Linked DNA regions of Homo sapiens: region 1 is linked to region 2. A link is a contact called in ENCODE Hi-C or POLR2A ChIA-PET data. All regions are on one chromosome and are shown on one strand. Each heading gives the region's core, a stretch centred on a gene start or an enhancer-like site at or near the end of the contact. The rest is flanking DNA. Distances are from core to core; before and after follow the strand shown. Region 1 has its middle 12 kb from the start of POU2F1-DT. Region 2 holds the start of POGK (pogo transposable element derived with KRAB domain).

Region 1 (2,700 bases), core at 2-2,501, 370 kb after region 2:
GTTATTTTGTCTATTTGGAAGTATTTTAAATTTACTTTTGGTCTTGGCTGTGTTCCTCCACATTGCAGTTATTGGACTGGGGACTTTCAGAGAAGTGGTTTTTAATATATGTACACAATTGGGATGCTGGGGAGAGGGGAAAAGATTATTGTAGCCCTCTATCTCACCCAGATCAACATTATCTTATTCATTTTATGGAAATTGTAGTTAATATTCTGAATTAATTAGATTGTACAATCAGTTTCAAAAGCATAATGCAGTGGTGTATAAAATTTAATAATGTATAAAACTTGTTATGGAAATTTAAAATTTTAGGGCCAAGATGGAATTCAAACATGAATTTTGTATGAAGAAATGAAACAAAATAGTTGTGTTAGAGTAATTTTCTTTATTATTAGGGAAAAACATCCACAGCATCATTTAAATACTATACCATTCATCACATGTAATGCTTCCCAGCAAACTAATTTAAGGTGGACTCTAGACTCGATAAATATCAAAAGAGTATATCACAGTCCTCGCCTCTGCCTGTTTTCCTTTTGAAGATCAGCAGGCTTAGTAAAAACAGATTTCCTAAAATAAGCATTATCATATACAGAGAAGACTGGAAATCGTAAATGATGTGAGCAACTTCCCTTGATTATGACAGGAAGCCTGCATATATAATCTTTGTAGTGAATAAACATCTCCAATTTCTAGTATTATATCATCCAATTCCAGGAAAACATTATCATAATATGAAATAGATGAGAAAGTAAGTAGCAATCAGAACTATCTGGCAATGAGAAACACTAGGTTTTCTTTCTCTTGAGTCAGAGCAGCTTTCCTTAGTGAGAAAAGCTGATGTAAGGTGGTTCCACATTCAAATTTCAGTGCCTGAGCAACTTCGGGTAAGTTACTAAATTTCTCTGAACCTCAGCCCTTCTGACCATTATGCATTGGAAATAATGCTTCCTTCCTGTCTTAATCTGTTTTGCATTGCTATAACAGAATACCCGGGGCTGGGTAATTTATAAAGGAAAAAGGTTTATTTAGCTCGTGGTTTTTTTTTTTTTTTTTGGCTCCAGACTGTCCTCTGGTGGAGCTTTTGTGCTGCATTGAAACATGGAGGAGAAGGTCAAAGGGGAAGCAAGCATGAAGAGGGACCAGACCAGAGGGGCATCCTGGATTTATAGAAACCTACTCTTGGGGGAACTAATCCATTCCTGTGAGAACTAAACCAGTCTCACCAGAGCAAGAAATCACTCACTGCCACAAGGACAGCACCAAGATATTCAGGAAGGACCTGTCCCCATGACCCAAACACCTCCCACCACACCCTACTTCTCAACACAGACACACGGGGGAATCAAATTTCAACATGAGATTTGGTGAAGACAAACAAACCATATCCTAACCATAGCACTTCCCAAGAATGGCATAAGATTTAACTGAGGTAATGTTACTGAAATGCCAGGGGTTCACTCTAGGTCCTTCTGCTTGCCACACAGAAAGCCAATCACTGAGACAATGAGTATGACTAGGGAAGAAGTCTTTAATTAGGTGCTGCAGCCAAGGCAATGGGTGATTGGTCTCAAATCTATCTCCCTGACTAACTAAAATTAGAAGTTTATATAGCAGGGAAGAACTATAACCACGTATGGGAAAACAAGAATTAGTGAGGGGTAAGGAAGAGGAGTTGGTCAACAGGAAGCAGGTGGCTGGCTAGGCACTCATGACAGGTGAGGGGTCTGGTGTTTCACTGTCCAGATGCAGTGATCTGGTAAGTTTCAGTTCCTTGATACTATCTGGGAGGGCTGATGTTTGGTTTTCTGAGAAAGGAACTCAGATAAAATAAATGTTTAGTGCTTCAGTGGAAGTTTATATATATGTAACTTTCCCAAGTTTCAAGACTGGGAGGATGAATTTCTATGTTTATTCAAAAGAAACCATAAACATCAGTTCTAGGGACAATTGGGCTGGCTTCAGTCATGCACATTTAGCCCTTTCCTGTACCCTACATCCCCTCTATTTGAAAGCAGTGGTCCTACACTCAAACAGTCTTCAGGTCCTCACCTCCAACCATGACCTCCCTCTTGTATGTCTTGTCTTTCTAAGGGATCCCCAGTCACCCACCCAAAAAGCTAGTGGCTGTCCAAGGCTCCTCCTTTGCCTTCATCCTCCCGGCTCTGAACAACTCCTGGCCACTGATTCCTGTCTGAGTTAGGAGTTAGATGCATCTGCTCTGAGCTCCCCTGATCTACACGTACTTCACAATGTGCACTTTACCCACACTGGTGAATGCTCAGTAGACTCAGATTGTCTTGCAGGAAGGACTTAGGGTTTTTATCTCTGAATAATGATATTTGTGGAACTAAAGTGAAATAAAAGAATAATAGCTCAATAAACCTCAGTTTGCATTCTCCCTATTATTTCTTTTGCTCAAGATGCTGACTTGTGTGGCTTTTGTGTCTGGCTCTTGCCCTGCCTACATGTAGGACTGGTTTCTGTGGGTATTTCTGGTGAGATCTCAGAAGTATCTCACAAAATCCTATCAGTACACACAATACAGGGAGCACTAAGAAAGCACTGCAATCCCCATCTTACAGGGGAGGACCCTAGTGTACAGGGGCTTTCAAGATCTTCGTGTGAGGTTAAACAGTCAGTGAGAGGCAAGCCTGGGATCAATCCTGGGTGTGGCTGATGCCAGTACCCACACAT
Region 2 (2,872 bases), core at 231-2,730:
CATTAAAACAAAAAAGTAAATTCTAGCCTCCCTCCCAATATTTGAACGATCTTTTCCACCCACAGATTAGATCTTCTACGGTCTTGGGTTGTCACCGTGATTGCACTTCCAAGATGTGTACGTTATGTCATGCTACATTTTACGTGTTAAGAGCACAGTGCACAGTGACCTCTCCCATGACTGAGAGAAGTAAAATTCACATGTAAGTAGTAGTGGCCACAAAAACTTGGAAAGACAGGTCTTTTCCAACAGATATTCAGGTCTCAGAGACAATCTGAAGAGTTTGACGGACTCTTTCCTTGACCAAAGTTTAATCAGGCTTAAGTCCTCTTCTTCAGCAGGCCTCCACCCTGGTCCCCTGACCACTCACCCCGAACCTTTGGCCTGCCCAGCTCTATTTTAGCAAGAACCCTGCTAAGTTAGGTTAGAGAGAAATCACCACCCTTGATATCTGATCACCCTGGATATCTGATCAAATTTCTCATTCCCCCACCCTTGATATCTGATCGCCCTAGCCTGCCTTCAGCAAGAATCCTGTTAAGTGGGTTCAGCAAGAATCCCTCTAGGTGCTTGATGTCTCGTATCAGTAACTTTCCATCTACTGACCCCTTCGTTCTGCTCCTTGGCTATACATCCCCAGCTGTCCTTACTGTATTCCGTGTTAGACCTCATCTCTCCCCCCAGTGTGATCATCTTTACACCTATAGCAATAACCCTGTATAAAGTCTTCCTTACTGTTTTAACAAGTGTCAGAATAATTTTTTCTTCAACAAGTTCTCAACAAAAACCCATACCCAGAATCTTTTTCTGGAATGAAAAGGGCTTCAGGGCTTCTCAGGTCACTTTTGTTGTATTGCCCACAGAGCTGAGAGTAAACAACTCCTTTGGACGTTTTGGAGAAGAAAGGTCCTTCTATACACCCACTTCATCCAAGGAATTACATGCTTGGGATATTAAGCAACAGCTACAAAAATCAGGAAGTTCCTTCTCCATGTATATGACGAAGTTCTGGACAGGAGCCCGCTGCCAGAATACGAATACTCTTCCCCAAAGACCCCTCCTCATGCCCCTACACGCTCTTGCCGGTCTAGCCTTTCATTGCCTGAAGCACGGCGAGAACGCCTGGAGAGCTCGTCCAAGCAAGTGCAACCCGCTGGTGACTGCAAATGAGCACATGGAACTGTGCGCCCACGCTACGCTCGGTTAAAATCAATCTGGGCTCTTCCTGCCTCGTCCACGCCGAGGTCACACGCAGCACTGGAAGCGGCCTGCATCGGGCGGGGCGGGGAAGGCCGAGGGCACGGCTACCCAGGCCCGCCAGGGACTGCCCGGACCGGCCGGAAGCCGCGCCTAGAGGAGGGCCCCGGAGCTCGCGCGGGCGCCGTCCCCCGGCGCCGCCGAGGCCTGCTGACATCAGCCGCGCTCCTCCCCTCGCCTCCCAACACCCTCAGCTCCGGGCCGGACCCTCCCTCCTCCCACCACGTGTCCTCCCCGCTCCCTCCCGAGGGGCCGCGCGCACGGGAGGACGGAGAGGCGGAAAGGATGGCGCTGTGACAGCCGGGCCGGAGCCCTCGCGTCCCCACCCCGCGCCCTGGCCGCTGGGCCCGGCGGTGAGTGCGCGCGGGCGGGGGCGGCGGCGGCGCGGCCCCTCCCCCGGGTCCCGGGCGGCTGGGCCGCGGCAGAGGCGGGGGCGCCGAGGCTGCGCCGCCGCCGCCGCCGCCTTTGTTGCGGGCCCGCCGGGGAGGCGGGCGGCGCCGGCTCTCGCCGCCCGGCAGGTGCGCTGGGGCCGGGAGGGGGCCAGGTGGGGAGGCGGGCCGGGCGGAGGGGGCAGCGGAAGCGCTCCCGGCGCGGTTCCGCGGAGAAAGGGAAATGGGGCAAGATGGCTGGAGAAATCCGAACGCGCCCGGGGGCGCGGCGGCGGTGGCGCAGGCGGGGCAGGGCGGGCGGCGGCCCTGGTTGCGGCACCTTAGCGCGGGGAGGCGGCCCCTCCCACCTCTGCCCCGGAGCCGGCAGGGAGACCGCCGCCAAGTTCGGGCCCCAGCTGCAGGCATCTGAAGCCTAGACCCATCCATGCCGCGTTCGCCTATCTTTTTTGGAAATATCGAAGGAACCGACTTTGAACTCCAGAGGGATCTTTTCTTTGGAGGTTCCCCGATGCAGCCCTCAAGATGCATCCGCACTCCACACCTAGGAATTGCCCGCGCCCATAGAGGGCAGGAGTGCGGCCCTTTGTACTGGCCAAGAGTCAGCGAATAGAGAATTTGCAGCCCAGAGGCAATGGGTTATTTCCCTGTCGGGGTGGGCCCCAGCCGATTTCTGCACCTTTTTGGGTATCCAGGCATAACCCTCACTATGTTTCACTGACTCCTGCGTTTGCAAAGTCCCTTAAGGTAGAATGACCCTATTTTCTGAACCAGCTCGTGGACAGAACCTTTGAATTTGGAAAATCCAGGCAATGGGCCTACTGAGCCAACCGCTCCGCCCATGCTTAACTGGCTTCTAGCACCCATTCCAGTTGAGTAAGTGTCCAATCTGTGTTCAGACACCTTCACTGATAGGAAATCAGCACCTTTCCCCTGCCTCTGATTCCTGTTTGGGTGGCACTGGCTGTGAGAAAGTACTGCCTTTCTCACTGCTTAAAACCTTTTCCAGGAGTATTTATCCACTGGCCGGCCTCTGTTCTGCCGTCCAGTCTCTACAAACCAGTCTGGGTTCTCTTCCCCAGATAGCTTTTTAAATATTTGAAGGCAGCCAGATACGTTATCTACCCACAGCCTCTCTTATCATAATTAAACATGTCACCCTGTAGCTTCCTGGCCGACTCTTGTTTCCTTACTTCCCTCCAGCGGGAACAGTGCTTGGGGCTAAAGAG

The links. Hi-C counts contacts between places; a loop is a spot of excess contacts on that map. ChIA-PET counts read pairs that join two places held with the same protein, here RNA polymerase II (POLR2A). Pooled maps may share reads with other maps.
Region 1: a map of psoas muscle shows a loop between it and region 2 (2.4-fold over the local background). The contact joins the enhancer-like site here to the promoter of POGK in region 2. A Hi-C loop is called at or near these places in 1 of 168 maps with a recorded cell type or tissue (psoas muscle) and 1 of 50 pooled maps. POLR2A ChIA-PET finds 5 or more read pairs at or near these places in 3 of 52 experiments (B cell, activated CD4-positive, alpha-beta T cell and activated naive CD4-positive, alpha-beta T cell).

The regions. Positions count from the first base shown.
Region 1 is chr1:167,207,505-167,210,204 of GRCh38, forward strand. No RefSeq gene overlaps it. Among named protein-coding and RNA genes, the nearest start is that of POU2F1-DT, 12 kb to the right of the region's middle. Within about 2 kb of position 1,252, at least 4 of the 41 ENCODE cell types and tissues checked have a DNase peak (open chromatin) inside an H3K27ac peak, as active enhancers do; they include B cell, where a contact is called at or near this core.
Region 2 is chr1:166,837,995-166,840,866 of GRCh38, forward strand. It overlaps POGK (pogo transposable element derived with KRAB domain), which reads left to right and starts at 1,481. Exons shown (of 6, transcript NM_017542.5): 1 at 1,481-1,610. RefSeq lists silencers at 1,237-1,666, 1,767-2,006.